Linked DNA regions of Homo sapiens: region 2 is linked to region 1. A link is a contact called in ENCODE Hi-C or POLR2A ChIA-PET data. All regions are on one chromosome and are shown on one strand. The core of a region is the stretch at or near the end of the contact, and the rest is flanking DNA. Distances in the headings are between cores, read along the strand shown. Region 1 has its middle 66 kb from the start of LINC02344. Region 2 has its middle 200 kb from the start of LINC02344.

Region 1 (6,686 bases), core at 2,550-5,049:
GTGATGAGTATGGGATGCTGACAGAGATGTAGCTTTCTGGAAAATGAAGGACAAGGGCCTCATGGGACAAATAATGGGTTTTGAGAGAAATTCACAGGAATTGGTACCTGTATTAGTCTGCCAGGACTGCTGTAATAAAATGCCATAGACTGGGTGGCTTACAAATAACAGAAATGCATTTCTAACAATCTGGAAGCTGGGCAATCTAAGATCAAGATAATGGCAGATTCAGTGACTGACCCACTTCCTCATAGACAGCATTCTCAATTTAACCTCTGGTGGAAAGGATGAGAGGTCTCTCTCTGGCCTCTTATGAGAGCTCTGCCCCCATGAGCTAAACACGACCCAAAGGTCGTATCTCCTAATGCTATTATCTTGGGGATAAGGATTTCAGCATTTGAATTTTGGGGTAATATAAACATTCAGATGACAGAAGCAGCAAACATAGCAAATATGTTGACCAAATTGTATGGTCAACTGGGCAATAAATGATCTTCTCCTTTACTGCCTGTTATTGAAGAGGAATTGGGGAGGTGGTTACAGGCTCAAAGACAGGTGTCCTGGTTTTTGCTAACTCTCCTTTGAGGAGACAGAGGCTATTCCTCACAAGTCTTGCAGTCAGCCTTAGGTCTGTGCTCTTGTAATAATTAGAGCTAACATTAATCCCAGAATAATTGGATATCTATATGGGAAAAATCATTCTTGACACTACCTTACAACATTCACGAAATGAACAAAAGTATCATCTAAAACTATAAAACTTTTAGAAAACAACATCAGATAAAATCATCAAGATTTTGAGGGCAGAAAAAGAATTCTTAAGACACTAAAACATGAACTATATGGAAATTGGTCAACTGGACTTCATCATCAAAATGGAATTATTCTATTCTTTGAAAGACATTGTTAAAAAAGTAGAAAGCCAAGCCCCCGAGTGGAAAAATATTTGCAGTACATATATCTGAAGATATAGATGCAGAATATATATAAAAAATTCAACTAAATTTTAAAGAAGACAAGGAATATGGGGAAAAAAAAGAGATGTGAACAGACACTTCAAAACAGAAGATATGCAAATAATCAGTAAGCACATTAAAGATTCCCAATATTATCAGTATCAGGACAATGTAAATTAAAACCACAATGAGATACCACTGTACACCAGTGTTTGTGAGGATGTACCACAACTGGAACCCTCATACATTGCTGGAGAAAATCTAAAATGACACAAGCTCTCTATGAAGTAGTCTGGTAGTTTTCTTACATAATGACTACATAACTCACAATTCCATCCCTTGGTATTTACTCAAGAGAAATGAAAACATATATCCATACAAAGGCCTTCATGTGAACGTTCATAGCAGATTTAAATAGCATTAAGCTACAAACAACTCAAAAGTCTGTCAACAGGTGAGTAAATAAACAAGTTATAATCTATCCATAGAAAAAAGTATTTCCCAAGCAATAAAAAGGAGCAAGCTACCACCACATTAATGGATATAAATGGATAAAGAAAATGTGACATATATATATTCACACAATGGAGTATTATTCAGGCATAAAAAAGAAAGAAATCTTGCCATTTGTCACAACATAGATGAACTTGGAGGACAATATTCTAAATGAAATAAGCGACACATATAAAGACACTGTGTGCTCTCACTTATATATGGAACCCATAAAAGTTGAACTCTCAAGCAGAGAGTAGGATGGTGGTTACCAGGGGATGGGGTGTAGGGGAAATCAGGGAGATGTTAGTCAAAGGGTACAAACTTTTTTAAACATTTAATGATACAGTTTAATCTCTAAAGCATTAGGCCAGGCATGGTGGTTCACACCTGTAATCCCAGGACTTTGGGAGGCCGAGGCGGGTGGATCACGAGGTCAGGAGATCGAGACCATCCTGGCTAACACAGTGAAACCCCATCTGTACTAAAAATACAAAAAAAGAAAAATTAGCTGGGCGTGGTGGCTGGTGCCTGTAGTCCCGGCTACTTGGGAGGCTGAGGCAGGAGAATGGCATGAACCCGGGAGGTGGAGGTGGCAGTGAGCCGAGACTTCACCACTGCACTCCAGCCTGGGAGACAGAGCAAGACTCTGTCTCAAAAAAAAAAAAAAAAAAAAAAAAAGCATTAAAATAAGTTTTTACAAATCAAGCATCAATTAAAGAGAATATATTCTATGTGATTTATTAATATAAAATTTTAGAATAGGCACAAGGAATTTAGAGTGGAAGAAAACAGGTCAGTGATTGCCTAGGGCTGGGATTGAGGGGGCAATGACGGCAAAGGGGTACAAGGCAACTTTGTGGATGACTATTCATTTTTTAATTTAAAAATATTTAACCAGCATATAAAAATTGAATACATTCAAGGTATACAACATGATGATTTGATATACATATACATTGTGTAATGATTATCTCAATCAAATTAGTTTAATACATCCATAATCATCCATGCTGTATATTAGATTTCCAGAACATGTTCATCTTGTAACTGAAAGTTTGCACTCTTTGACTAACACCTCCCTGATTTCCCCCACTCCCCATCCCCTGGTAACCACCATCCTACTCTCTGCTTCAGAGTTCAACTATTATGGGTTCCGTATATAAGTTAGAGCACACAGTGTCTTCATATGTGTTACTTATTTCATTTAGAATAATGTCCTCCAAGTTCATCTATGTTGTGACAAAGGCAAGATTTCTTTCTTTTTTATGTCTGAATAATACTCCATTGTGTGAATATATATATGCCACATTTTCTTTATCCATTTATACTTTGATGGACACTTAGGTTGTTTCCATATCTTGCCTGTGGCGAATAACACTGCAATGAACATGGGGGTGCAGATATCACTTCAATGGCTATTTTTTTTTTTTTTGAGACAGAGTCTTGCTCTGTCCTCCAGGCTGGAGTGTAGTGGCACAATCTCAGCTCACTGTAACCTCCACTCCCAGGTTCACGCCATTCTCCCACCTCAGCCTCCCGGGTTGCTGGGACTACAGGCGCCCGCCACCATGCCCAGCTAATTTTTTTTTGTATTTTTACTAGAGACGGGGTTTCACTGTGTTAGCCAGGATGGTCTTGATCTCCTGACGTCGTGATCCGCCCGCCTTGGCCTCCCAAAGTGCTGGGATTACAGGCGTGAACCACCGCACCCAGCCCGTCTTCAATGGCTATTCTTGACTGTGATGTGGGAGATATAGTTGTTGAAACTCATCAAGCTTTACACTTAAAATGGGTGCATTTCAGCACATGTAAATAATACTTCAATAAAATTGGTTTTTAAAAAAAGATCTACAAGCTAAAAACAAAGATTAACGTGGAATGTCAAAACGACTCAGGAGCCAGCCTTAACAGGGCTCCCACTGGCAAAAGTTGGCAGTTTAAGCATCAAAAAGAGAATGACTGTAGATCCTTGAAATAAAAGGAATATGAAACAATCATTATTCCCTAGTAATATATGTGCATGACACCCCTCCACCCCTGGGACACCCCTCCAGCAAAGAACAGAATTTCGTTCTTTGTCTTAAAAATCTTCTCAGTGAACAGTAACTATTTTGAAACCAGAAATCCTAAAACAGGATTGCATTTTCAGGATCTCAGATTTGTTTAGTTTTGAATTATTTATTTAAACATTTTTTTTCTGAAATATTTTCTAAGCAAAACTAGGATGGAGTTTTGAAAAGCCAAATTACATACGCACTGGCTCCTGTGTACCTTGAGAATGCACCTTGCAGACTTTCAACTACTTGACTATTGGCCCCAGCTGCCACACTCTGAAATGCATTGTTTCATTTGCACTCATAAAATTGGGGCAGAGAGCCAAGCCTCCCAACAGCCGCTTGTAGACAATTATCAAGTGCCGCAGGCTTCCTAAGGCAGCCTGTCACTGAGAGCCTGAGAACTTGTTCAACTTTAGGCCAACTTTGGCTTAAAGACACCAGTGGCCTGGCCGCACTTCCATTAGACTTCAGGATAGTCCAGGGTGCTTTTACCCAACTTTCCTTCTTGTCTCTCCTCACTAGGAATCAGATTTGCATCAAGGCTGGATGGCTCTCCCATCTCTTCCCAGCTCCCTCTCCATTTTCTCTCTCAGACATTTTCCCCAATAAAATCCTTGCAAATTTACTTTCATCTTGATGTCAGCTTCTTGGATGACCTGAACAAATTCACAGCCCAATATTTGATTATCTTTCATGGCCAACAAGGCCCACAGGTGACTCTCATGCTCTTATATTTTTTCCCATTAAACTTCATCTTTGTGGGTTTAAGGCCATTTGTTCCAACACATCAAAGTATTTTTGAATCTTACTCCATTATCTTTTACATCTGTTGTCTTTCCCATCTTTATGACATCCCAAAATGTGATGAGTAGTTATTACATGTCTTCTACAAATTGTGAATAAAAGCATTAAACTGTAGCTGCCAAATGACAGGCCCTTTTGGAAATGCAATCAAGGCCTATAATAAGCCTGACAGTACAAATAAATCTGTTTTCATAAAGTGAATAAATATTGGATAATTATGAAAATATTAAATTATATGTAGTGAGATGGATAGTGCCCTTATATTCAAATTGTACATCTCCCATGATATTTTGCACACAGAAGGTGTTTACAATCACTCTCACCAAGATAGCAATGACACCAGAAAAGTGTAGAAAAGAATATTTGAAAGAAGTAATCTTTCGTAGTTTTAGAAACAAGCTGTGTAGTTCTTCTGTTCTTGATAAAATTAGGGTTAGAGCACAGCATAAAAATTTCAGCTCTTACAGCAGCAAGAACTACTCAGTATATGAAATAACCTTCAGAAACAGTGTAAGTGGATTCTCTTCAATAAGGATTTGGTGATGAATGGACAGGAGATGGAAATGGCTAGAAGATGGACTGGCTAGAAGAGGGCGGTTCCCTGGCAAAGGCCCCACCCTCAAGCCTGGAGACCTCTGACCCTAAGTAGGAACAGGCATTTCTGTTTCTGTGCCCAAAAAGATGCCTTTTGGCCTGCCATATCCCCCTATCCTGTACCCATATAAATCCCAAACCCCAGGCTCCAGAAGCAGATGAGCAGATGAGCAGAGGAGCAGATAAGGAGATGAGGAGAAAAGCAGATGAACAGTGGAACAACATGGCAGAGAAAGAGAGAAGAGGAGGAATTTCTGAACACTGAGAGAAGTTCGGCTGGGGGTGGCCGGAGGGCAGTTCAGCTGCTGAATGGCCAAACTCCAGGGGAAGATCATCCTCCCACTCCATCCCCACTTCCGGCTCCCCATTCATCCCACTGAGAGCCACTTCCACCACTCAATAAAACCCCGCATTCATCCTTCAAGCCCGTGTGTGAACCGATTCTTCTGGGACACTGGGCAAGAGCTCGGGATACAGAAAGCTGTCACACTGGCCCTCTGCCCTTGCAAAAAGGCAGAGGGTCCATTGAGCTGGTTAACATTAAGGTGTCTGAGGATGGCAAGGCTAAAAGAGCACTGTAACACTGGGGCCGCAGGCACCCACCCCTAGACACTACTGCAGGAGCGGAGCCCAGAGTACCTGCCCCGGCTCCTGTACCTGCCCATCTGCGTGTTCCCCCTCCTGTCAGGAGTTTGAGCAACAACGATGACCGAACAGGCAAGCCACACCCCTGCTGCACATCCTGCAAGGGGGATCAGGGAACTCTCCTGTTTCAGTGGCTTGCTTCTTTGTGAGCTGTGAGAGTTCAAAACACTTGGTGTAGCAATAATGACAGAGTTTGTTTGTGTTTACACTTAGGAACGATTGTGTGGAGTTAGGGGTTTCCTAAACTAATTGTTTTTAGGTTAATTTGAGCAGAGGCCAAGGGTGTGGCAAATAGGCAAGTGAATAAATCATCCCCAAAACTGTTTTATATCATGGATAGCCATGCTAATATTAAAAATAATTTTGATACTTCAGAGGACTCATTTTTCATTCACTTGTAGATAGCATGGTATTTTTTGAAAAGAAACGTAATAGGCTGGAAATAAATACTTTGTAATAAATTTTGTCATTAATAAGAGGTGAAACCTAGACATGACTTCAAGTACGCATCCCATCATGACATCATTACAAAGCACTATCCTTGTATAAATAGACATCTTGTCTAAGGTCAAGGTCCCTCAATAAATCTGCAGTCCATTTGGGTGCCAGGTTATAGAAAACAGAGTATTATTCTGCATTTTTCCCTCCCAAAACTCATGAACATAGAAAATATTCCACAATGGCAATCAAAATACCCAGAACCTTCACTTGCTATAAGGGTTAAAAAAAATCAATTGCAGTTCAGCAGTTCACTCTCCTATATAAATTCTGGTCAAACTTTTATCCTTTTTCTCCTCTAGATTCTTCCATTACTCTAGGTGCTATTAATAGGGCAGTTCTATTACATGTTTCTCTTCAGACCTCTTGAGTCATACGCAACCTTTCATCGTTAGTTTAATAGCTAGTGTTATTGATGAGTAGTAATACGCAGAAGAGGCTGATAATCATTGGTTTTGCGTAGCTGAAATAGATAATAATGAGATAAGTTTTTCATGGGTAGTGGGAAAGACGTCTTAATGGCTCCTAGAATACAGATGAAGGAACTATATGGTATTACAAAGGACATCTTGATAAGAAGCAGATTCAAAGAGGTCAAAACAGCAACTGGATTTCTGCTGGCATAAATCTCTTCTCA
Region 2 (6,632 bases), core at 3,691-6,190, 140 kb after region 1:
TGTGGACCAGATGGGCACCTTCCAGGTGAAGAAATCAGCCACAAAATTTTTCCAAAGGGGCTGGGACAATGGGACCCCAACAGAAAGAACCCAGGTGAGGCAAACATATCAGTCACCCATGGCTAAATGTTGGCTTAAGTCCTAAGTGGCCAGTGGGAGAAAGGCCAATCCGAGAATTGTGTCACTGGAGATTCCAGGCAGAGGAACATAAAGAGGTACTTTTAGTGTCAATCAAAGCCCCAAGAATGCCAGTTCCAGATTGTCAGAGTAGTGACCATGTAAACCTGGGTCTTTTCCCCCAGTCCTTTCTACCTAGTAAGACCCTGGAGGATGAGACACTGTAGGTAGCAGACTGGGTGAGGAGCAATAGAGCAAGATATGAAAACAAAAGAGAAGCCAACCCCCACAGGCCTTTCTGCCCATAGCAGGTCTCAGCAGTGGGAAGCAGCTTTAAATTAGGTAAGATTATGAAGCTATGTGATTATAAATGGTCTGAAAGTTCTGAATATTTAAATGAAACTGTTCTTGTGCCAAAAGGTAACCAGAGGATGTTTTATTTTAAAATGATTGGAAATACTATGGCACCCACCTGATAAATCATTCAAAGTAGAGAAGAAATATTCCTTGCACATATTTGAAGGAACAACAGAAAGAAAAAACAAAGCTCTTTTTTTTTTGTTCACCCTATCAAGTTGTTTCCATTCAATAAAATTATTACATCTGGTAAGTAAGTGGATTTATGCTTATATAAACTGAAAAAGGCTAGGAAGTACATGGTAAGATCACATGCAAATTTAAACCAAAGCCTTTGCTTACAATTTCCTTGTATTTGATGTCAATAAAACTTTCAAACACCTGAGCACCTCTTCCATGGAGACTTCCCCAGCCACTCTGATCATGACTGTGAGGACTGGATATAAAGCTCTAGGCACATGTTCAGCCCTTAACAAATGCTGAGTGTTAATTATGCTCTTCTCTGCTCTCACAGCACACATCATCAGAAGGTGTTTTCCATTACATGAATGTGTCTCTTTTCTTCAATTACTCTCAAAGTTCCTAGAAATGAAGGACATATCTTATACTTACTTTATGTTCATCAGAATTCTGGTCAGAACGTTGTGCTTAGGACTTTTCAAAAGTAACTGACAACTGATCAATAAGTAGAGATAAGTGGAGTGATGGTATCACAATAGGAATGCTCTGGGGCAAGCAAGGAAAGCCTACTAGCAACCCTGAAATCACTCTTTTTGTTAGCTGGGTGTACTTTTCACTTTTTCTATACTCTCAGATTTCTCATCAATAGAATGTCTATTTTATGTCCTAGAGTCTCCTACCATAAAATACTAGGCCTTTACAAATTATATTATTTTGAGTTATCAGACTTTTAGAGTATCTTCTTTGGAATGGTATTCAAGCTCAGGGAGAGCCACATGAACTAACTGGATGATGCATTGCTCTGTGTAAAGTTTCCTCTAAGCAGTTTAAGAATGTTATGCACCAGACAGGGAAAATAGTTGAAGAAGTAGGACAGAAAGAAGTGTGTATTTTCTGTCTGGTTTTAAATGTAATTCAACAGGTAGACATTGGATTTCAACATTTTTAAAAAGGTCTCTTGTTTATCCTTGTTTTAAAGATATTTGAAACTACATGCTGTTTTTTCATACATGTATTTTGTGATCATGTACTATGTTAAGCAGGAGAAAAGGAACCTTTTCTAATGTATTTTTTTATATATAGAATACACTGTTGAAACACTATTAAAATGATTATAGAACATTTCAGTGGCCTTTGGATATATTTAAATTCTTCTAAGTGTCTAGTATAAGCACTATGAGATTAAGGACTGGGCCTGTTTTAACATTATTTTATAAAAACTTATTTTCCTTTTATTATTCAAGTTATGGTTATCTACCATCCAAACTATTCATGACAAATGAAACACTAACCCCAAAGAGGGAAAGCAGAACAAATTAAAATGTACCATTTTCTTGATGAAAGAAGATGTTATGTCCAAATTCTGGACATAATAAAAGGAGAACCGGGCCGTTTGTGGCTCACGCCTGTAATCCTAACACTTTAGGAGGCTGAGGCGGGCGGATCACCTGAGGTCAGGAGTTCGAGAACAGCCTGGCCAACATGGTGAAACTCATCTCTATTAAAAATACAAAAATTAGCCTGGTGTGGTTGTGCATGCCTGTAATCTCAGCTACTCAGGAGGCTGAGGCTGGAAAATCGCTTGAACCCAGGAGACAGAGGCTGCAGTGAGCCGAGATCATGCCATTGTGCTCCAGTCTGGATGACAAGAGCGAAACTCTGTCTCAAAAAGAAAAAAAAAGGAGAACCAAATGGGTTTTCTTCATTACATAAATCTGAATACGACTGGCCAAAAATAAAAGCAAAAGTGAAAAAAGCACTGACTGGAAATTTTAGCCCCAAGTCTTCCTTTAAACTTAATATTGATGATTTCAAAGTTTAGAAGAGTTACATACAAATATTCTTGAACTATAACAATTTCAAATTGATACAATTAAGTAAAATATATTTTGTATTTTAAGTTTTACCACAGAGAATCAAAGGCAATCAATTAAAGATAAAATTGTATTTTAGTAACTTAAAAATACAACTTCCAGGAGCAGATGAGAAAGAAAAACATCAATTAATTGTTTTGATTTTCAAAATAACTTAATTATATTAATTAGAGATATAACAAAGGCCTGCTCCAAAGGAGGAGAAAGTTCTTAGAACATATTGGTTGTTTTGCACCAAGGTCAACTTTATTTTGAACATAAAAAACTTACATTCTTTCTCTTACCACAAAAGCTGAAGTAAATATGTTCTAGCCCTCAAATGTGACTATTGGTGTTTTGGGGATAAAGGGAACTTTGCCCCCTTATTGATGGCTTCTTGTTTCTTTACAATAATCCCATTCAGGGAAATAAAAGGCACATTTGTTTTACTGATTCCATCTAAGCATATTATACAAGGCGAGATGGCAGTCCGAAAATCTATACTTAAATTATTGGAATGGAAGAGGACTGAGTGATCCCTTATAGAACACACAGAGGTCAGGCTTACACCCCAGTTGGTCCTCATCATGATCTGGAATAAGAGCATCAGTGATTTGGGGGACATGAATAGAGCTGGGTTATGGGAAAGCTACTCTAGATGTGACATTCCATTTTCCGTGTGTGCATGTAAATAAATTAAATATATAGGATTGTCAATCCTCAGTGATACAGTTAAGAGTACTGAAGACTCAAAGGTGGAAAATAAAATGGTAAAATGGTGAAGCAAAACAGAAATGGCAAATAAGACAACTAAATTGTGCTGGCCATTATTTAACATGCCATTACATCATACGTATTTTTAAAGCCAGGAATTTATGAAATTTAGTGTAACATCATTTGGACTGTTTTATCATCAATAACTGTAAGAAACTTTTTAATTGTTCCAAACTGCATTTGTTTATTCTATAAGTTAGGAAAATGAAAACTAATAAAAAATAATAAAGAAAACGAAGCTTAGGAAATAAGAGTATTTGATTCTGAAATATATTTTCCCATCATGGGAGAGTCTCCTGAATCTGAGAATGTTGTAATATTACTCAGTCTATATTTACTGCATAATGATTATGCTGTCTTGGTAAGATAAAAATTAGATAAACATTAGGGATGTATATGAGAGGTGACAATAAAAACTGAAGTCAATGTCTTATATTCAAGGGATTTATAACTCTCTCTGGGCTAGCACAATCTGAAAAGCAGAATTAAAAGGGAAAAACTGGTAGATACCTCTTTTAACGAACACTCAACTGTAAAACCACCTGGTTTTCCTCTTTAAAGAAAGAAGAAATTGCTTCTGCCAGCTTACTGAACAGAACTTCCCTGTGATGTCTGATAACAGCCTATACTCCAATCTCTGTAAAAGTCACACTAATTATTAATACACTGGAGCAGAGTTCAGGTTCCATTTTGTCATACAGTCTTAGTGAAACTGCCTCATTATATTGTTCTATCGGTTTGTTAGTAACAAAATTCCCTTGCTATTCATATTAGAGCTGCTTTAAATTTTATTCCACATTAAATAAACTTTTTAATCAGATTTTCTTTTAGGTTATTTTATCATAGTAAAAATTTTATTTTAGGTTACAAAAACAATTTCAGGATTCATTAAATAGCAGCAAGAGAGCAAATACCACGACTTGAGCACTACAGATGAGTAAACTTCCAGAACAGTTCTGAGCACGGCTTTCAATAAAATGAACAAGTTGTTTACATAGCTGTGAGAAAGGTTATTGTTTCATTGGTTTTGCGTCCTAGTGCAGCATTCAGCATTTAGTGGGAGTCCAATCAGTGTTTACTGAATAAAACAAACTAAGTGATGAGCAGAAATCTGGAAATGTTGTGGTTTCCGAAATACTGCTGCTACGCAGACAAGTTATGACTAACATTCCCCCTTGAAGTTAAAACTGTTTGTATAAATAATTTTAAAAACAATAAAGAACCCACTATGTATCAGACATTTTACAAACAATCTTATTAAAACCCAGTCTTGGCAAGTAGGTATCTTATTTGACACTTTAGGGAAACTGAGGCTCAGAAAAGTTAAATAACGCTCAATTACACCCATGCAGAAAGTGAGGGGTCTTGGATTAAGTCCTGATCATTCGATCTTTCTACAGTACACTCACAGACCTGTGGGCAATGTTTTATATAATTATTCCTTGAAATTACGGTAAAAAATCAAATCCACTCTCGGGCTTGGCCGGGAAGTGTATATTTCTTTACTGGCATAAAAAAAAAATTAAAAAACCAACAAGGAAAAGAAAAGAAAAGATGTATTTCTTCTTGCCTGACTAGAACATATGCTTGTATTTTAAGAGTACCAAAGGTGACAGACTGAATTTACAGCTACAGCATAGTCATGTTTAGCTCGCCTGGAAACAGAACTACCCTGATCTCTCAGCAAAAGGAACAGAGGGTGCTTCCCCATACAGAAGACAGAGTCAGGCCAACTCTAAAGAGAACTAGGGCATTGCCTAGGAACCCATCTGTGGCAAGGGGGTACCACTGCCAGGAGGCCCCACAAACACCTCTGGAATTAAGACGGAAAGTCACTTCCATGTCTTCTGTGTTGCTTCTGATGTTTAGAAACAAAAAGTATTGACACTAGTTCAGAAAAATGAGCCTATCTTTATTAGCATAAAGACTCTCAGATTACGAGGATTTAAAAAAAAATGACCCCGCCTCTGAACCGTGAAGAACTAGGGAAATCTGAGTAAAATACAAAAAGGATCTTGAGAGGGCAAGATCCCGAAGAAGGGTGCAGAAAATTCTGCCCATATTTGACTCTCTTTTTCCCCTTACCTTATTCATCAATTTGGAAGTTGTTTCAGAGGCTGAGAAGTTACACAGATAATGGCAACTAAGAAGCAGAGAAGCTGAGAAGAGATTGCTTTCAGGAGTCCACTGATTGAGAAAATAAAAATGCGAGTTCAGGGCCCACGAAAGAGGGAAGGCCTAACACCTCGGCTTTTAGCTGGGACACAGAAAGGGTCACCTCAGGAGTAAGAAAGAACCTGAAATAGACGAGACCTAACAAAGTCTAAAAACCAGTTTGAAATAATCTCACTTCCATATTAGATTAAGGTGCTCTGCCCTTAGCCTAGCTTCCTAATAGAAGCAAAAGTAAATCCTACAAATACTTCCATAAAGTAAAAAACACCACTCAGAGCCCAGTATTTTTTTTTTTTTCATAAACAAAGACAACATTTCATAAAGAATTTCTGGGCATACCAGGAAACAGAAGAAAAAGATAATGGAAACAAGATCCACAGATGATCCAAATACTGGAGTTAATGGGCACAAACTATTTAATTTTTTTTTTTTTTTTGAGACGGAGTCTGGCTCTGTGACCCAGGCTGGAGTGCAGTGTTATAATCTCGGCTCACTGCAAGCTCCGCCTCCCGGGTTCACACCATTCTCCTGCCTCAGCCTCCTGAGTAGCTGGGACTACAGGTGCCTGCCACCATGCCGGACTAATTTTTTGTATATTTAGTAGAGACGGGGTTTCACCGTGTTTGCCAGGATGGTCTCAATCTCCTGACCTTGTGATCCGCCCACCTCTGCCTCCCAAAGTGCTGGGATTATAGGCGTGAGCCACTGCGCCCGGCCTTGCATTTATTAATACTAGAGACGTAGAATCTATGCATAAGAAAATTCTAGAACTAAAATAAAATGATTCAACAACTGAAAACTTAAACTAAAAAAATACACTTAGAATAAAAACCATGAAATGTGTTGGAAGAAACTTAACAATGTATGTGCAATACCTGTATGCTGAAAATTACAAACAGAAATTAAAGATCAAAATAAAAGGAGATATATGCCATGTTCATAGATTGGAAAACTCAGTATTTTTAAGATGTCAGTTCTCTCCAAGCTGATGAATAAATTTAACAGAATCCCATTCAAAATCCCAGCAGATGTTTTTAGAAATTGAAATGACAATTTAAAAATTTATATTAAAATGCAAAGGACTTAGAATGGCCAAAGTAATTTTGAGGAAAAAAATACTTCCACTATCTGATTTCAAGACGTATAAAGCTACAGTAATCAATACAGTGTGGGACT

The links. Hi-C counts contacts between places; a loop is a spot of excess contacts on that map. ChIA-PET counts read pairs that join two places held with the same protein, here RNA polymerase II (POLR2A). Pooled maps may share reads with other maps.
Region 2: a map of left cardiac atrium shows a loop between it and region 1 (2.1-fold over the local background). The contact joins two enhancer-like sites. A Hi-C loop is called at or near these places in 2 of 168 maps with a recorded cell type or tissue (left cardiac atrium and sigmoid colon) and 4 of 50 pooled maps. POLR2A ChIA-PET finds 5 or more read pairs at or near these places in 1 of 52 experiments (HEK293).

Annotation. Positions count from the first base shown.
Region 1 is chr13:33,397,597-33,404,282 of GRCh38, forward strand. It overlaps a transcript of STARD13 not described here. Among named protein-coding and RNA genes, the nearest start is that of LINC02344, 66 kb to the left of the region's middle. Within about 2 kb of position 3,800, at least 3 of the 41 ENCODE cell types and tissues checked have a DNase peak (open chromatin) inside an H3K27ac peak, as active enhancers do.
Region 2 is chr13:33,532,896-33,539,527 of GRCh38, forward strand. It overlaps a transcript of STARD13 not described here. Among named protein-coding and RNA genes, the nearest start is that of LINC02344, 200 kb to the left of the region's middle. Within about 2 kb of position 4,941, at least 7 of the 41 ENCODE cell types and tissues checked have a DNase peak (open chromatin) inside an H3K27ac peak, as active enhancers do.